Regions from separate parts of the Homo sapiens genome. Here region 1 is linked to region 2. The links are chromatin loops, found by intact Hi-C in ENCODE. Cell type or tissue: heart right ventricle. All regions are shown on one strand. Links, peaks and the distances in the headings refer to the core of each region. The heading gives the core; the rest is flanking DNA. Region 1 holds the start of GPR25 (G protein-coupled receptor 25). Region 2 overlaps CACNA1S (calcium voltage-gated channel subunit alpha1 S).

Evidence for each region. Peaks named below come from ENCODE experiments on the same cell type or tissue, not always from the same donor. Only the 100,000 strongest peaks of a DNase experiment are listed, where the experiment ranks them.
Region 1: a loop joins it to region 2, with 2.5 times the contacts of the local background. A loop is called at or near these places in 7 of 110 quality-filtered maps.

What each region holds. Positions count from the first base shown.
Region 1 is chr1:200,870,169-200,879,380 of GRCh38, forward strand. It overlaps GPR25 (G protein-coupled receptor 25), which reads left to right and starts at 2,813. Exons shown (of 1, transcript NM_005298.4): 1 at 2,813-4,010. The coding sequence starts at 2,870. The coding sequence ends at 3,955. RefSeq lists an enhancer at 2,865-3,507. In heart right ventricle, for the core only: no CTCF peak of the experiment used is centred there; no DNase peak of the experiment used is centred there; H3K4me3 peaks cover 1,192 bases; H3K27me3 peaks cover 7,466 bases.
Region 2 is chr1:201,038,919-201,048,130 of GRCh38, forward strand. It overlaps CACNA1S (calcium voltage-gated channel subunit alpha1 S), which reads right to left. Exons shown (of 44, transcript NM_000069.3): 37 at 8,607-8,708; 38 at 8,197-8,321; 39 at 5,410-5,538; 40 at 4,363-4,613; 41 at 2,586-2,671; 42 at 1,704-1,795; 43 at 1,313-1,456; 44 at 594-1,164. The coding sequence ends at 913. Among named protein-coding and RNA genes, the nearest start is that of KIF21B, 20 kb to the left of the region's middle. In heart right ventricle, for the core only: CTCF peaks have their summits at 4,178 (motif pointing left) and 4,390; a DNase peak (open chromatin) is centred at 4,183; H3K27me3 peaks cover 1,155 bases.

The DNA.
Region 1 (9,212 bases), core at 788-8,787, 170 kb before region 2:
GGGGTGAAGTCCAGCAACACTGGGTCTGTCTCTGATGGTCTCTGGGCTCTGGCAGGCAAGCACTGCCCCTGCTAGCCTTCTAGGGGAGGAGGCTGCAGCCCCCTACTCCACCCCGGATGTGGGCACCGCTCACCAGCAACCACATGCTCAGACATTAGAAAAGCGGCTCTGGGGTGGGTCTTCAGGGGAAAACCAAGCCCGGAGGCTGAAAAGCCAGTGAAGGGAAGGTCCAGACCATTCATTCCCTAGGCTCTTCTCTTCCCTGCCCATCTTGTAATTGGTGTGGGAGAAATTCTTGACAGGAGCAGCCTAAACACTGCATACCCAACCCTCTGTGAGCTCTAGGACCATTTTCTTTTTGAGATGGAGTCTCGCTCTTTCACCCAGGCTGGAGTGCAGTGGCTTGATCTCAGCTCACTGCAACCTTTGCTCCTGGGTTCAAGCGATTCTCCCACCTCAGCCTCCTGAGTAGCTGGGACTTGCGCGTACCGTGCCCGGCTAATTTTTGCATTTTTAGTAGAGACAGGGTTTCACCATGTTGGCCAGGCTGGTCTCGAGCTCCTGACTTGAAGTGATCTACCCACCTCGGCCTCCCAAAGTGCTGGGATTAGATGTGAGCCACTGCGCCCGGCCTCTAAGACCATTTTCCAAATCCTTCCTGGGGATCTCCGTGTGCCAGAGGGACCCTGAGCGAGGGTGACCTTATGTCCCAGTTTGCCCAAAATAGTCCTGGTTTACGGCCCAGGTTAATTCTGATAGTGCCCCTTTCACTCTCAGAAACATCCTGGTTAGATGATAAATTATTTCATGACCCCACTTCAACATCAAACTGAACACATACACACATGTGCCTCTCTGTGTTCTTGGCAGTTAAGGGGACAGCGTCCATATAGTCCCTAAGCAGAGAAACCCCAGGCTTATCTTTGACTCCTCTTTGTGAGACCTATGATGTTACAATTATCTCTTGAATATACCCTCCCATTTCTGTCCCCACTGCTCATGATCTATTTCAGACACAAATAATTACAACCTACTATGGGGTCTCCCTGGCTTGAGCCTCTCCCTTCTCCATAGTTCTGCCAGCGATCTTTTCAAAACACAGATCGATGCCTCCTGGCTCCCCATGACCTATAGATTGAAATCCAAATCCCCTCATGATCCTTTCCTGCTTCATCTCCTGCCCCCACCTTCCTACCCTGGGCTCTGGCAGACTGCTTGTCCCCTGAAAAGCCCACATTCCTACTCATTTTGGTATACTTGTTCCCTTTACTCCCTCCTCCGAGTCTGACCCTTTCTTCTCTTTTCTGCTGCTCTTATTTGACTTTCAGCTCCTTCCTGGGACTGATCTCAAGTGTCATCTCCTCGAAGGCCTTTTCTGATTCAGCCCTCCCGTCAAAAATAATCACTCCCCCTCCACTAAACCCTAAGAGGGCTTGGTTTTTAACATTTACTACAATTTGGCCCCTGCATAAGATTACATAAGATTCTGCTTATGTAACCATCTCTCCTGCCTATGCAACAAACTGCGAAGGCCAAGAATGGCATCTCTTGCAGTGCCTGAAACAGTGCCTGCTTCATGGAGGAGTTCATTGTTAACAAGTCTTAATCGAACAAAATTGATAATCCACCTCAAATTTTCCACACCGGGTTGCCCGGCACATCAGCCACTCATACCTGGGAACACTGGGGACAGACTCAGAGGGCACTGTGACATCAGTTCTACCACAATATCTTGTGGAAGGGATATCTGCTAAGAAGAATTCAGATGTAAGTGGCTGCATGCCTCCTTCAGGAGAAAGAGCAAGCTTTCCCTCACCCATCCTCTCCTCCTTAGGTCCCACTGCCTCCTCAGGGTCAGACTTCATTCCCCCTCGTCTTTATGAATCCTCCCCTTACTCTCAGTTTCTCAGTTCAGAAGGGATCTTGCTGCCTCCAAGCTCCTGACTCATAATTTAGGACAACTAATCTGGTGTTTCATTAGGTGTCATCTTTTGAACTGAGCTTACATCTGTGTCTGGCTTGACAGGTTTTTTAGGATAGGAGAAGACAGGGAAGAGGCAGATGTGAATCCCAGGTTTCACCCCTTTCCAGCAGGATGATCTGACTACACCCCTTCCTCGCTGCCTTAAAACCCTTTCGCGTGGCTTCATGAGGACCTGACTGGGTCAGAGAAGCCACTCATAGGGTGAAGACATGAGCCCCACATCTCAGGACGCTAACAACTGCTTGACTGCCCAGGGCGGGCTCCCCCACCCACCCAGATCTGCTGTGTCCCGGCAGTGGAGTCTTTCCTAGGGAACAGGTGGATTTGGGGTGGGGCGTGCCTTAGGCCCCATACTCATAAAATCCCGGGGCTCTGTCTTCTCACCTCTAAAACAGAGAAGACAGCAGCCGGTGGGTGCAGGTGGGAAGGGGTGAAGTGGAGGCTGAGAAGAGGTTAGGGCTCTCGGGCACCCACCACCTCTTGCAACGCGACCCTGAGACAGTGGGGCAAGTATCCCGATTTCACGAACAAAGAAACTGAGCAACTAATAGAGGAATGGGCCACGCTCCTACTGGGAGGCCGGGCAGGTCTCCCAGCCCTGAAGACTTTTCCTCCCAAGATTTAGATGTGAAGCCCCTTTTGCCTGTCCCTGCCCTTACCCCTCGGGTCAGCCCCAAATCGGAGGCCACCATCTCTCTCACAGAAGCCTGCCCCTCCCACCCCATCCCCTCCTCCCTCCCCTCTTTCCTGCCCACCCATTTGCCTCCGGCTTGGGTGGCAGGAAGGGAGGTGCAGGGCCGGGCGTGAAGAGCAAACCCCCTCCTGCTCAGAGCTGCTGCCGCCTGCGCCCAGGGCTGCACTCCGCGCAGGCCTCATAGCCAGGCCATGGCCCCCACAGAGCCCTGGAGCCCCAGCCCGGGGTCAGCGCCCTGGGACTACTCGGGGTTGGACGGCCTGGAGGAGCTGGAGCTGTGTCCGGCCGGGGACCTGCCCTACGGCTACGTCTACATCCCCGCGCTCTACCTGGCGGCCTTCGCCGTGGGCCTGCTGGGCAACGCCTTTGTGGTGTGGCTGCTGGCCGGGCGGCGGGGCCCGCGGCGGCTGGTGGATACCTTCGTGCTGCACCTGGCGGCAGCTGACCTGGGCTTCGTGCTCACGCTGCCGCTGTGGGCCGCGGCGGCGGCGCTAGGCGGCCGCTGGCCGTTCGGCGATGGCCTCTGCAAGCTCAGCAGCTTCGCGCTGGCGGGCACGCGCTGCGCGGGCGCGCTGCTGCTGGCGGGCATGAGCGTGGACCGCTACCTGGCCGTGGTGAAGCTGCTCGAGGCGAGGCCACTGCGCACCCCGCGCTGCGCGCTGGCCTCGTGCTGCGGCGTCTGGGCCGTGGCGCTGCTGGCCGGCCTGCCCTCCCTGGTCTACCGGGGGTTGCAGCCCCTGCCTGGGGGCCAGGACAGCCAGTGCGGCGAGGAGCCCTCCCACGCCTTCCAGGGCCTCAGCTTGCTGCTGCTGCTGCTGACCTTCGTGCTGCCCCTGGTCGTCACCCTCTTCTGCTACTGCCGCATCTCGCGCCGCCTGCGACGGCCGCCGCACGTGGGTCGGGCCCGGAGGAACTCGCTGCGCATCATCTTCGCCATCGAGAGCACGTTTGTGGGCTCCTGGCTGCCCTTCAGCGCCCTGCGGGCCGTCTTCCACCTGGCGCGTCTGGGGGCGCTGCCGCTGCCGTGCCCCCTGCTGCTGGCGCTGCGCTGGGGCCTCACCATTGCCACCTGCCTGGCCTTCGTCAACAGCTGCGCCAACCCGCTCATCTACCTCCTGCTGGACCGCTCATTCCGAGCCCGGGCGCTGGACGGGGCCTGCGGGCGCACCGGCCGCCTGGCGCGAAGGATCAGCTCAGCCTCCTCGCTCTCCAGGGACGACAGTTCCGTGTTCCGTTGCCGGGCCCAGGCCGCGAACACTGCCTCGGCCTCCTGGTAGCTGCCCCGGGCCGCTGGAGGTGGGCGGCAGCGGAGCATCGAGAGGAGGCCAGAGGTCCCGGAGGGGACTGAGCTCCCCAGACGCGCCTGTTCTGGCGGCAGCAAGCTGCTCGGGCCGGCATCGCATTTCCTCGCGCGCTGCCTGGACTCCCAAGGCCTCCTCCATCGGTTTCCCCGGAACCTCAGAACAATTGAACTCCCCTAAACCAGGCTCCTGTGACTAGCTGTTCCCTCTCAGCCTGCAGGGTACCTGAGCTAATTTTGTCCAGTCCAAGATAGGTGCTATGAGATGTAGCAGACAGCAACTCGGAGACCCGCAGATTCACCAAGTAGACAGAAGGGAAGTGGGTTTCCTTCTCTGTCCCATCGGGAAGAGAACCCACCAGAATATCTAACCCAGACCCCCAAATGCCATTCTGATTTCTGGCTGTGCTTTCTCCCGTCTCCCACAATAGCCGTTGCTTTCAGAGAAATACCTTCTCCAAGTCAGACCCCCTGCCCTTCTCACTCACAAAACCCTTGCATTGAATCTGGTGACACTTCTCCCCCTGTGAAGCGGCAGGACTCACCTGGAAGTTGTTCTGGTCTTTCCCTCTGGACAGAAGGTCCTGAAATCGCTCACCAGGCGTTTTTTGAGGTCTCCATCACTCAGCCAGGAACCTCAAAATCTCTGTGAATTCATCTTTCTCAATAAACACTCTTGCTAGCCCTGTCTTGACAACCGTCTTTGCTTGAGCAGTGGGAGTGAAATGCATATCAGGAGGCGGGTCGTACACTGGGTGAGACAAAACTCAACACAGTAGTTGAGGTTGATCTCAGGATGATGAGGATTTGGGGTGGTGTCTGGGAGCATGAGAGCTGGCTGCACTCTGCAGGTGCAGTAATCCCACAGGAGGAAGCAAGTCATTTATTCTTATTTTTAAGGACATTTCACATTTTGAAAATTACCGAAAGAAAATATATTTATATAAGGGCATCTGCCAGCCAAGTGTCACTTCCAAGAGAAGATGTGTCATTTTGGATTTTCAAATATATACCAGGCCCCCCCTTTTTTTTTCTATCTTTTTTCAGACCTTCCAGTACAAACTTGGAGGATTAGCCATTTTCTGACTCTGTCATTTCTCATTTGAGGTTTCTGTAGGGTTTGGAAATTCACTGTTTATACTTTTGATTTAAGAGGATTTGGCCTAAAGACATTTCAGTCAGTGCACATCCTAGCCAGATCCCCACAGGCCAGTCTTGATGTTGCAAGCTCTGGGGGAACGGGTGGGTGTGCACGCACATCAGCACCTCAGCACTAGGTTGGGTCTGAAGGCTGGCATTCTGTCGCAGGCTATCCATCCCATCCCCCCATCAAATACCCCTGTATTCTCTTCAGCATTTGGAGCTGCTTGGATTGAACATCGGCTCTCCTAGGTCAGCCTGCCAAAAAGTGCATCTCTGCATGTTCCTACCATATACTCCAAGAGAGGCAAGCCTTGCAGCCTGTGAGGTCACCTCTGCCAGCAGGACACATTTCAGGCACTTCGGTGTTTGAGAGTTCAGTTAAGTCTTGGCCCTTCCTATCCTCACGATTGCTCTCCGAGGCAAGAAATTATTTTTTCATGGGGCTGAGACCCCAGAATTTTCAGGGCAGGGAAGCTGATTCTCATCTGGGTTTGTGTGTGACAAGATCTCAGAGTACAGAGGAGGCACTTTTCTAGGCTATTGGGACTGAGCCCCCACCTCCACCCCTGCCAAGTTGCTGCTTCTGACTTACTGACTAGTTGAGTTCCCTGAAAACAGACAGGAAGAAAGAAGACTTCTCCATGCCCTGGTGGGTTTTCGTCTCCCCTCCTGCAGTAGCTATTGAAACTCAGCATTCCCCTCCTGCTGTGGAACTCTGCAATGTGGAGAGACAGTTTCCGCCCTTTGTTTGAGTAGATCACGGAACTGGTCTACCATGTGTCCTTTGGAAATTTTCCCTTAAATTCAGACAAAAATGAAAGAGGATCAGTGAGCTCCCATCTCCCACTGGGGAAGATGAGGCTCAGATTCATCGAGGAACTGGTTAAACGAGCATTCCCACATATGTGGCTGGTGAGAGTAGATTCCTTTAGAAAGCAATTGTCAATCTTCATCAAGAGCTTTAGAACTTTTCATATCCTGTTTATTTAAAATGTTTATACCCTTCGACCCTGTAGTTTTGCTTCTGCCACTCTCTTCTAATGCAACAGTACTAAATTTAAACGATTCTGCACTGAGTTATAGAAGTTTTTTTGTTTTGTTTTCGTTTTTTGTTTTTTTGAGATGGGATCTTGCTCTGTTGCCCAGGCTGGAGTGCAGTGGTGTGATCTCGGCTCACTGCAACCTCCACCTCCTGGGTTCAAGCGATTCTCCTGCCTCAGCCTCCCAAGTAGCTGGGAATACAGGTGTGCACCACCACGCCCGGCTAATTTTTTGTACTTTTAGTAGAGACAGGGTTTCACCATGTTAGCCAGAATGGTCTCAGTCTCTTGACCTCGTGATCCACCCACCTTGGCCTCCTGAAGTGCCGGGACTACAGGCATGAGGCAGTGCACCCTGCGGCTGAGTTAGAGAAGTTTTTAAAGAGTTAAACCTGAAAGGAAACAACAATGTCCAACAACAGTGTAATGTTTTTATTAAGATGAATGACTATTATGCAAATTTAAGATGCTCTTTAAAGAGAGACTGAAAAATGTTGACGGATAACTTAAAAGGGAAAAAAAGGTAAAATTGTGTCTGTTAAACACACCCACACACTTCAAGTCTGGAGGATGTAACATGGTTAGCACTGGTTTTGTTAAGTAAAACATAACATGCTTCATAGTCCTTTTGATGAAAACGATCTTTTGCTCTTTTATTTCTCATAGCTCAAGCTTTGAACACTATAGGTATATCTCTTTTATCTAGGTGCTAACTAATGGAATGCTGTCGATTTATTTCTTCGTTTCTTGCTTGTCCCTCCTGTCAGGATGCAAGCTCCATGCATGCAGACGGTTTTGTCTGTTGGTTCAAGGCTGTGTTCCCAGTGCCTGGAGCATGCCTGCACATCTCAGGCACTCACTAACTACCTGTTGAATGAATGATCATCAGGACCATGTCATGATATGAAATAATGTCATAGAATGTGAAGAGTAAAAGGAAGGCTATTGCATTTTATGTGTAACAGCTATGGATTGTTAAAGGACTTGCAAAAAAAGGCTAGGAAGAAATACAATAATCATTAATGATAATGATTGTGTATGATTGTGTTAGAGTAAGTGGATTTTAGATCCTTTTTCCCCTCCATTTCTTTACTTTTAAATGTTCTATGAGCTTTTTTTTTTTTTTTAAAGAGACAGTCTTCCTGTGCAATCATAGCTTGCTGCAGCCTCCACCTCCTGGCCTCAAGTGATCCCCCCACCTTGGCCTCCCAAGGTTTGCTAGGATTACAGGCATGAACCACTGTGCCTGGGTTTATAAGCTTCTTTTTTTTTTTTGAGACAGAGTCATGCTCTGTCACCCAGGCTGGAGTACAATGATGGGATCTCAGCTCACTGCAACCTCCTCCTCCCTGGTTCAAACAATTCTCCTGCCTCAGCCTCCCAAGTAGCTGGGATTACAGGCTCCCGCCAATTTTTTAATATTTTTAGTAGAGATGGGGTTTCACCATGTTGGCCAGGCTGGTCTTGAACTCCTGACCTTAGGTGATCCACCCACCTTAGCCACCCAAAGTGCTGAGATTACAGGCGTGAGCCACCATGCCTGGCCCCTATAAGCTTCTTTTAAAGGGCAGTTAACAAATAGCAACGAAGCTACCAAAGCACTGGAGCTCATAACAAGCTGCCTGTCCTTGGCCACCTCGCTTACCTTTCTTGAGACTCACTTTCTTCATCTAAAGGATGAAGATGATAATATCTCCTCAGGCTGCCTCACAGATCAAAGGAAATAATCTTGAAAGTACTTTGTAAGCTGTGGTGTTTTAGACAAACATACTGCAGGAGTTTTAGACAACATACCCTCAGGATTAGCTTGTTCCAGGCCGGGCTACCCCATCCCAATCCTTGTAGCCATGGAGAGGAGATGGGGTGGAGCCACTCTGGGTTTTCAAAAGGTCAGCATCTAGGCTAAGGCTGGGCACACTGGCTGTGTGTGATTCTGATTTGCTTCTTGTGACTAATTCTGGGCTTCCTCCTCACCTCTCTCAACCCCTTGGGTGCTTTCTTGGGGCACAGTGTGGGAACCCAGGGCACTTGGGTTGATGAGTGATTTGGGGAGTTCAGCAGAATGGCAGAGCTCCAGGGGTGGCACTTGGTGATATGACTCAGCCCCACACCACTCTGAAGGCAGAGTGAGGACTCTGGACACTTGTGAGTACGTCTTGCTTGTTAGAGCTTACTGGGGCTAACTCCCTGTCCTACCTGGGCCGAGTGGCCACAAGACATACTTATCCCATCACCCCCAAATGATGGGGCAAAAGGTGCAAATGATGAAAAGACCAGGAAATGCTTGGGATGTGAGAGGAAAGGAGAAAGCAATGATGTGAAATCACCCCTCCTCTTCATCATCATGAACATCAAAAAGTATTTATTGAGTGTGTAAGTACATCTTCCATGAAAGTGGGCACTGCCTGAGATTCATATTTACATCCATCACAGTGCTTTAAGGACAGAAGCTCATTTTGTCCATTCTGAGAACGAGGAGACTGAGGGCCAGAAATGGGGGTCACTTAAGGTAATAATCACCACTTATACCTGTGTAGCATATTAAGAAAAAATTCTTTTTTTGAGACAGAGTCTCACTCTGTCACCCAGGCTGGAGTGCAGTGACACGATCTCAGCTTACTTCAACCTCCACCTCCTGGGTTCAAGTGATTCTCCTACCTCAGCCTTCCAAGTAGCTGGGATTACAGGCACGCGCCACCATGTCCAGCTAATTTTTGTATTTTTAGTAGAGACGGAGTTTCACCATGTTGGCCAGGCTGGTCTCAAACTCCTGAGCTCAAGTGATCCACCCACCTCGGTTTCCCAAAGTGTTGGGATTACAGGCATGAGCCACCACACCCAGCTGCAAATGTTTTAAAAGCAGCCTGGGCATGGGTAGCTCACATCTGTAATCCTAGCACTTTGGGAGGCCGAGGTGGGAAGATCGCTTGAGCCCAGCAGTTCGAGACTGGTCTGGGCATCATAGTGAGACTCTGTCTCTAAAAAAATTAAAAATGGCCAGGTGCAGTGGCTCATGCCTGTAATCCCAGCACTTTGGGAGGCCAAGGCAGG
Region 2 (9,212 bases), core at 757-8,756:
TCCTTCATTTTTAACGTGGAATTCACATGTACTTTGCATGGTTGTGGTGGCAATAAAATGAATATTGTACATGAAGGTGCTTTGTAAACAACGTATTGCAGCCCCTGGCATGAGAGCAGGTGTGTAGGTGGCACGCAGGAGGCACTTGGTAAATAGTAGCTACTGTTACTCATAGTTACTTGGTGTGGCTAAGAGGAGCCCTGGAGAATGTAGATCTTTGATATTCAAGGCAATAAACAGGGGGCAGTTGAGGGCTCTGAGAGCCTGTGTTGGCAGTGGACTCTGGCCAATGCAACATGGTCGTAGCTTCGAAGATGTTTGGCCATGGTGTGACCTGGGGTGTGCAGCTGCTTCTGAGACCACCAGTCCTTTCTGGGGCTGCTTGGTCCCAGTCAGTGGACTTGGCTGTGGACTTCAGGAGAACCCACAACAGGTCCCTCTCTGCCTCATGCAGAAAAATAATCCAGATGGCCCCTCTGTCTTTCTCCACAGCCCAGTCTCCCAAGCCCATGGGCAGGGTTCCTGGGGAAGGGACTGGGGAGGGGGAAACACAGGTGTAGAAGAGTCCAAAAAACTGGACAAGCAGAGGCCAGTTGCCAGTGTCACAGGCCTGGAGATTTTAATGTCCTGCAGGTGGGAGTGGCCCTAGGCCAGACAGGCACTGACCAGGCCTTTTTGAATGACATTAGAAGCTCCATCCAATCATGCCTCTTGCTGGTGAGGGGCAGGGCCTGTCCAGCTACTTCCTCCGCACTTTTTGAGGTGGTTCCTGACCACCCTGCCTCAGGCCATGCATCTAGCTGCTGAGAGGGAGGGAGGCTGCTGCGGTGGGCTAGCCCTTCTCCACCCCAGCAACTTCCCCACCCCCATTGGTCATGCCAGCTCTAAGCCCATGCTGATGCTGTGTGGGCATCACAGCCTTGGAGGAATAAGGGTCTCCTGGGAGCCCTGGTGTTGGTCGAGGCTGCCCAGGGAGGACCCGAGGTTCAGGCATCCCAGGGAGCTGGCCATGCCCTCTGGGGCCTCTCGTCCTTTCAGTAGCTCTGTTGCCATGATCTCCACTTCCTCTGGTTCCATTTGGCAGGCATCTGCCAGGGCCTGGCCTGTTGCCATGATGAAGTTTGCATCAGCTGCCAAGGTGCCCAGGCCCCCTCGAACCAGAGCCTGCAGGGAGGAGAGTAGGCTGAGTGGGGTCTTCCTGGGGAGCCACATTTGGGGACCTGCCTCTGTTGGCCCTACCCTCTCTCCACGCCAGGCCATCACAGGGCCACCACTCAATGCAGCCACTGCTGTGACCCAGCCCCTGGCTCACCTTTTGGATCAGCAGGGCTGTAGCTGGTGCTGAGCACCTGGAAGTATTCTCCCTGGTGCTCCTGCTGTGGGGTGTCTCCTCATGAAGAGACCCTGGTGTGGAGCTCTTTCTGTCCTCAGGCATGGAGGACTCCACCCTGGGGCACTGTTCCAAAGGTACAAAAGCAAAGACCCCGACAGGGGTGCTGGAGCCCACCAATGAGCAAAATTCCAGATCATCTGAGGGCAACTCAACCAAGATCCACAGAAAGGGGAGGATGGAGGGATCCCGTCCCTTCTGTACTGTTGGACACATTGCTGCCACAGCCTTCCCCTGCCATGATCCCACTCCAAGTATCAGGCCAGGCAGGGTCTCTGTATGGAGTTTGCTCCCAGGCCTCTGCCACTGTTACCTGGCAGGGGGCAGGAGGTGCCTGGCCTCTGGGCATTGCCCTCTGGGTCAGCAGTCCCTTCAGCATCTCCACACAGGGTTTGCTGTGGGGTCCTGTATGCAAGAAGGGGCAAGGATAAGAGGGGCTGCTGACTCCTGCCAGGAGCCCTGAGTCAACAGAGGCTCGCTTGGCTGGCTAGCCACACTCTGTGAGAGCTCTGAGATTCTCAGGGCTGCAGAAGGTGTCTTAGAGGGTGGACACATGATGAGGCCCAATCAACTCCAGGCCAGGCAGGGCTGCCCCAACTTTACTGGCCCTGGTCGCTGTTCTTGAAGGTTTGGGAGAGGGGATAAGGGCCAGAGTCTCTGGCCAAGCTGGTCCTCTGTGGTCCCTGGGTGTGTGCACATTAAAGTGAAAGTGTGTTGGGGAACACAGCAGTATCCTTATTGCCACTAGCCCCCAGCATCCTTGGGGCTCCTACTGTCACACAGCAGTCTAGGACATACTAGACTACAAGATCATTTGCAGAAGGGCCCCAGAGTCAAGACGTCAGTGTGTCCAGGGGCTGCCCTTCCAGGGACCTGGGGCGGTGTGGGGACTCCTGTGCTGGGGATGGTGTAGGGGGCTGTGTGAGTTTCCTGGGAGGCCTGCAGAGGGCCCTTTAGCATGAATGGGCTTTCCCCCTTCCACCTCACTCAGCCACCTAGATGGTGCCCTGCTTCCCCCCTGGACAAGTAGCTGGTCCTGATGGTTTTCCCATTCCAGGGCCCAGATGACTGCCATTGTAACAGGCTCCCAAGCCAGCCCTCCCAGCCAAGTTCCCAGACTCTAAGAAAAGAGTGGGGCTTCCCGGACTCCTCTGGGAGAAGACTCAAGCTTCTTAGATGCACAGAAGGGACTGACCCAGGACCCTGCAGGGTTGGCCAAGGGCTCGTCCTCTGGTAGCAGGCGTCTCTGTCTCTTCTGGGAACTCCCTTTCATAGTGGACACTGAAATGGAAGCAAGGCTGGGTGAACCAGAGAAGGCTGCTAGCTCTCTCGGCATCCCTGCCTCTCTGGCCCCAAACATCCTTTTCCCTCAGAGCCTGTACAAGGCCAACCTAGTGTAGCAGCCGTGACTCTAGGGCTGACGTTTCCACCACTGTGCCCCAGCCAGCCCTGACTCTCTAGGAGGAAGGAGTCCAGAGCATTCCTGACTCCACTCCTTTGCTCAGTTGCTCCCTCTACCCTTTCTACATTCTGTTCATCTTCCAAGGCCCAGCTGCAGCCTCCCAGCCTTTGGAACCCTGCTTCTCCATCTTGGCCACACATAGGATCACCTGAGGAGCTCAAAGGTGAGTGGTGGCTGAGTCCCACACCCAGCATCTGTGGTGAGGCCCAGGCATTGGGATTTGCAGAAGCTCCCTGGATTATCTAATGCACAGCCAAGGCTGAGAACCATTCTAGGTCTTTCCAGCCCATGGTGATCCATACCCCCTCTGCACTCTCAGGACACTAAATATCTGTTATTATTTGGTGTTTTTTGTTTATTTGTTTTGTTTTGTTTTGTTTTTTTGAGACGGAGTCTTGTTCTCTCACCCAGGCTGGAGTGCAGTGGCACAATCAGCTCACTGCAACCTCCACTTCTTGAGTTCAAGAGATTCTTCTGCCTCAGCCTCCCGAGTAGCTGAGATTTCAGGCATGCGCCACCACACCTGACTAATTTTTTGTGTGTTTTTAGTAGAGACACGGTTTCTCCATGTTGGCCAGGCAGGTCTCGAACTCCTGACCTCAAGTGATCCACCTGCCTAGGCCTCCCAAAGTGCTGGGATTACAGGCATGAGCCACCACTCCTGGCCTCTGTGATTATTTGGTCCCAATCATATCACATAACATATCACCCAACAAGACGACAACCCCCTTCAGGGCAGGGCCCAGGGCTGATGCTTCTGTATTTCCACGTTACCTTGCACCATGGTGACCCAAAAAGGTACATGCACCCTTCAAGGCTTGTGGGCTGAATTTAAGGGGTCTCTGTGACTGGAAGGGGTGCAGGCAGCCCTGGCCATGAAAAGGGGCTGGCTGCTGCCTTGTTCTGCTTATTCCTGAGGCCTGGGGCTAAGCCTTTCCAGGCCGAAGAGGCCTCCAATCAGCTGACCTCCTGTCTAGAACAGAAGCTTTGCCTGAGCCTAGCCCCTAAGTTATGATTGCTGAGAAGTTCTCCCCCTCATCCTGCTGTTTTTTATGACACTTACGTAATCACAGATTATATTTAGTCTACAGCCCAAGGTTGGTGAGATGGGAACCACCCAGCACAGCGGGATCTCCTTGGAACCTAAATCCAGTGATGGAATCTTATTGTCCACAGTCTTTTGTGGTATGTGCTACCACCGAAGATCCTCTCCTAACCTATCATGTGTTCAATACGTCTCAGCTCCTAGACTTGCTGAAGCCGACGGAATAAAAGAACCTCTCAACACTGGGGCCAATACTGACATGATGTGAGGCTTCCCCCTGCTGGCCAAAGAAGCCTCTGCCATCGAGGTCGGCCTCTTACATTAAGGTTCAGGATGGATTGGGGCACAAAGGCAAGCAAAAGACACCCTACAAATTTGGGGTACCCTCTTCCAATCCAACCTGGAACCTGCTGACATTGTCCTCCCAGTACCTCTACACCCAGGGATGGCAGTGGCCGCCACTACCTGGAAAACACATGGCTGTTGCTATGGTTGCTGTTGCCATAGGCGACATTGGCGTTGGCATTGTTGGTATTGGCACGAGCCAGGGGGTTGGTGCGTGGATCTTGTGGGAAGTCCTCCAAGAAGACAGGTGACTCCATCTCTTCCATCTCTATCTCAGCAAACTGGAGGGGTCTCTGATTGGCCATGACGGGGGGCAGGGAGTTGGTCCTTTCCAGGAAGTTGTCCACCTGGCCAAACAGGCCTCCAGTCCTCTAGGGGCAAGGAGAAGAGCAGTGACTGGGGGTGAGGGCAGGGAGGGCATGGGGGGCTGTCACTCTGGGACAGTGGTATTGGGAACAAGCAATAGTATTGGGAGACAAATCTTATAAGGCCAAAGGAGGATGGACTGAGTGGTGAGATCAAAAGAAGAAAATTCCCACCCTTAGAAAGTTCTTTGTTTGATGGGGTAGACAGCACACACCTAAGGAGGTATATAGGGGACACAGGCACACAGAAGAGAAGTGTGGTGTAGGGGAGAGAGGGCTGAATCGGGAGTCTGCAGCACTGGGTTCTAGTCCCCGCTCTGAAACTGATTTACTAGGTGATATTGGACATCTCACATGATCTCTGTGGGCCACTATTTCCTCATGAATAACCCAAAAAGACCTAACTAGGTGTCATTAAAGACCTTCCAGCAATAAAGTGTTATAAGAAACATGAGACAGAGCTAAGGATGGAGGACTGGCCTCAGTGGAGGCAGGCAGGGCATTTGATCCTGGAGGGCCTCTGGGAGATGGGTCGTTGCCTAGGGTTTGTGGGGAGGAAAGGGAAGGGGTGAGATTTGGTAGGGAAATGTGGGAAAGAGTGTGTTGCATTTGACACCTCTAGTAGATCAGGTCATTGATTCTGAGTCCCAGGAGAGGTGGGTGGTGAAGTGGAGAGACGGAGTGGGGTATCTTCAGCTCCCATGTCCCCCTCTCGTGTGGCTGGGCTCCCAGCCCTCCTCTCTGTGAGACACTGCCACTCATGGTGTCTAGACCACTAGGGGTGCTCCTGGCTCTCCCTCACCCGGAATATTCCCTCCTCCATCGCAGCCTCCACCATGGCTCTCTCCAGCTCCTCCTCAGCAGCCAGGTCTCCTGAGACCGTGCGACAGATCTCGGGGGCTGCCTCTTCCTCAATGGTCCGCAGCCCTGCCTGGGGATGACGAAGGGACTCAGTTATCTCTCCAGCCCAGGAGAGGAGACCAGAACCACTTTTTCTTTTTTTGAGACAGAGTCTCACTCTGTTGCCCAGGCTGGAGTGCAGTGGCACAATCTGAGCTCACTGTAACCTCTGCTTCCCGGGTTCAAGTGATTCTCCTGCCTCAGCCTCCTGAGTAGCTGGGATTATAGGCATGTGCCACCACTCCCTGCTAATGCTTGTATTTTTAGTAGAGATGGGGTTTCACCATGTTGGCTAGGCTGGTCTCAAACTCCTGACCTTGTGATCCACCCACTTGGCCTCCCAAAGTGCTGGGATTACAGGCATGAGCCACCGTGCCTGGCTAGAACCGCTTCGTATGGCTTACTTGTTTCTTATCACTGTACCCAGGGCTCTCCCAAAGCCCCAGCCTAGGCCCCACTCTCCCTCTTGGGTTATTGAATATCTCAGGTACCTGAGAGGCCACCAGGTCCTGCTCTGGCCTCTGGGATAGCCCACACCTTAATTGTTCCAATTGAGTCATCTCTTGACCCCATGGGTGGAAATTTCATGCCCTTCCCAGGCTTCCAGGTTGAGAAGTGTTCTTACTCAGTACAGTCTTCTAGATTGGTGATCTTTATTGATTGGATATGTCATATATATATAGTTGAGCAAAGTTAATATCACCAGTAATGGGACAAGTCAAGACTGGTGTCACCTAATAGCTTGTAATGAGAACACAGAATCATTTCTGTGGCATTCTTATCCAAGATGCATATCCTAGTAATCAGACAAACCCCAACTGAGGGACATACTGACCTGCAGTCTTCAAGTGTCAAGATCGTGTCAAGGAAAGACTGATGAACTCTTCCAGATGGAAGAGATGAAAGAGATAAGGCAACTCAATGCACTGTCTGATTCTGGATTGGATCCTTTTGCTATAAAGGACATTTACTGGGACAGCAAATGAAATTTGAATGGGGTCTGAGGATTAGAATGTAGTAATGTATTAGCCTGGCATGGTGACTCACGTCTGTAATCCCAGCACTTTGAGAAGCTGAGGCAGGCAGATCACTTGAGGTCAGGAGTTTGAGACCAGTCTGGCCAGCATAGCGAAACCCCATCTCTACTAAAAATACAAAAAGTAGCCTGGCATGGTGGTGTGTGCCTGTGATCCCAGCTACTCAGGAAGCTGAGGCATGAGAATGGCTTGAACCCGGGAGGCAGAGGTCGCAGTGAGCCAAGATCATGCCTCTGCACTCCAGCCTGGGCGACAGCGAGACTCTTGTCTCCAAAAAAAAAAAAAAAAAAAAAAAAGCATCAGTGTTAATTTCCTGATTTTGTGGTTATGTTGTGGTTACATAGAAGAATTATGCAGGATAACGCCCTTGTAATACACATTTTGCCTTGAATACACACAATGCCTTGAAATATGCATTAAAGTGTTTTTGGATGATGGAACATCATTTTGGAGTTACTCTCAAATGGTTCAGAAAAAAAGGTTTTATATTATACTTGCAACTTTTTAAAAGTATGAGATTATTTCAAAATAAAAATAGCCATTGAAATAAATTTTTGAGCACAGCTCAAATGCATGTGTATTTGGGGGTTTTATAAATTATGTGCATTACAGTGAACCCAAAAATAGAAATAAAACCAGATAAGATAAAACAAAAAGTTCTAAAGTTTTCTTTTCACACCCAATGGGACATATTTATTTATTTATTTATTTATTATTTATTTATTTATCTATCTTTTGAGATGGAGTCTTACTCTGTCACCCTTGCTAGAGTGCAGTGGTGCAATCTCACCTCACTGCAACCTCTGCCTCCCAGGTTCCAGTGATGCTCCCGCCTCAACCTCCCAAATAGCTGGGATTACAAGCGTATGCCACCATGCCCAGCTAATTTTGTAATTTTAGTAGAGATGGGGTTCTACCATCTTGCCCAGGCTGGTCTCAAACTCCTGACCTCAAGTGATCCGCCCTTCTTGGCCTCCCAAAGCGCTGGGATTACAGGTGTGAGCCACCGCACCTGGACCCATACCCAGTGGAACATTTTAAGAGCCCTTCATGGATCACCTTTCTTTAGAGAGAACTGTTCTTTTTTTTTTTTCTTTTGAGACACAGTCTCACTCTGTCGCCCAGGCTGAGGTTCAGTGTCTCAATCTCGGTTCACTGCAACCTCCGCTTCCAGGGTCAAGTGATTCTCACGCCTCAGCCTCCTGAGTAGCTGGGCACATGCCGCCACACCTGACTAATTTTTGTATTTTTGGTAGAGATGGGGTTTCGCCGTGTTGGCCAGGCTGGTCTTGAACTCCTGACCTCAAGTAACCTGCCAACCTTGGCCTCCCATAGTGCTGGGATTATAGGTGTGAGCCACTGCGCCTGGCCTAGAGACCACTGTTCTTATCTAACTTGTCTCTCCCTTGAACAAATCCTATTTTCTTTGGTCCTATCATCCAGAGATGAAGCGCCCTGGTTCTTTTTTTGAGGTTGAAACATCTTCAATCATGGACTACCCAGAACTGTCTTGACATTTTTTCACTCTTCTGGGCTTCCTTTTTCCCTCTATGTCTCCATCATTGGCCCCTCAAGGACATGGAAGGATAACTAGAGTCTGGAGACCTGGCTCAGTGGGGGAGCCCCTTGGAACATACCTGGATTGGGCTTACCTGGATCTGTACAATGTCCTTCTTGGGCCGATAGCCATAATACTCCTCTTGGCGTTTCATGAACTTCCGGAAGTGCTCCTGGATGAGGAATGTGGCGTAGAACTTCCCCACTGTCACCTCATCATCTGCAGAGGAGCCAACAAGAGATGCCCTGAAGGCTAGTGGGAATCTGACACTGGATTCAGAGTGGGAGCCAGCTGTAGCCAGGCCCGGGCATGCAAGCAATCCTTTGTCTTGCTGACTTGGTCACTGGGCACTTTCCATCCTGAGGTTGGATGCCCGTGGGATCTACCTAAGGCATTTATGGAGGATCTGGTCCGTTCTCAGATTCCCATGGGGCTCCTTGGAGAAGCTCCCCACTCCCATTCCTTGGCTGCTTCTGGACTCTGGTCCCCCAAAGTAGCACCTACCTCCTATTGGAGGGATGACCTGGTCCAAGAGCTTCATGCTGGTTCTCTTCCAGATCTTCTTGATGATGGCCCTCAGCTCCTCGTTGGCCTGCTCAAAGTTACCTGGAGCAGGAGAAAGGCAAAAGTTACCCAGATCACACCAACTGCACTTGACAAGGCCACCCAGTTCTTTCTGAACCTTTCAGACAGCCAGTCATTTACTAAGAAACATTGGCTGAGTTTTGTGGCAGCTGCCTTGCTGGGTACTGGCAATGGTGGGAGGGCATCACTGTCCCCCTGGGGCAGCCCAACTCTTGGGTCATGTACTTTCTCCCCACAGGCCTTGGCTTCCAGTGCCCAGAGTGGTTGGTTTTACAGGCTGTCATCTCCTGCTCTTCTTCCAAAATCTTTCAATTCCCCAGGCACTGTGGTCTGGCCCAAATACCCCCAGGCAGACTTGCTGCAGCTCTAACCTGCTCCTTCCTGACTTCTGGTCTTCCTCATCTTGCCCTGCTAATGAAGCTCACCCTGAGGTTGTCTCAGACTCCTGGAGTGGTCCCCATGTGGGGATGGACCTGATACAGCTGGAGACTTGAGCTTGATACAGTGTGAGCCCTGAGCAAGGGC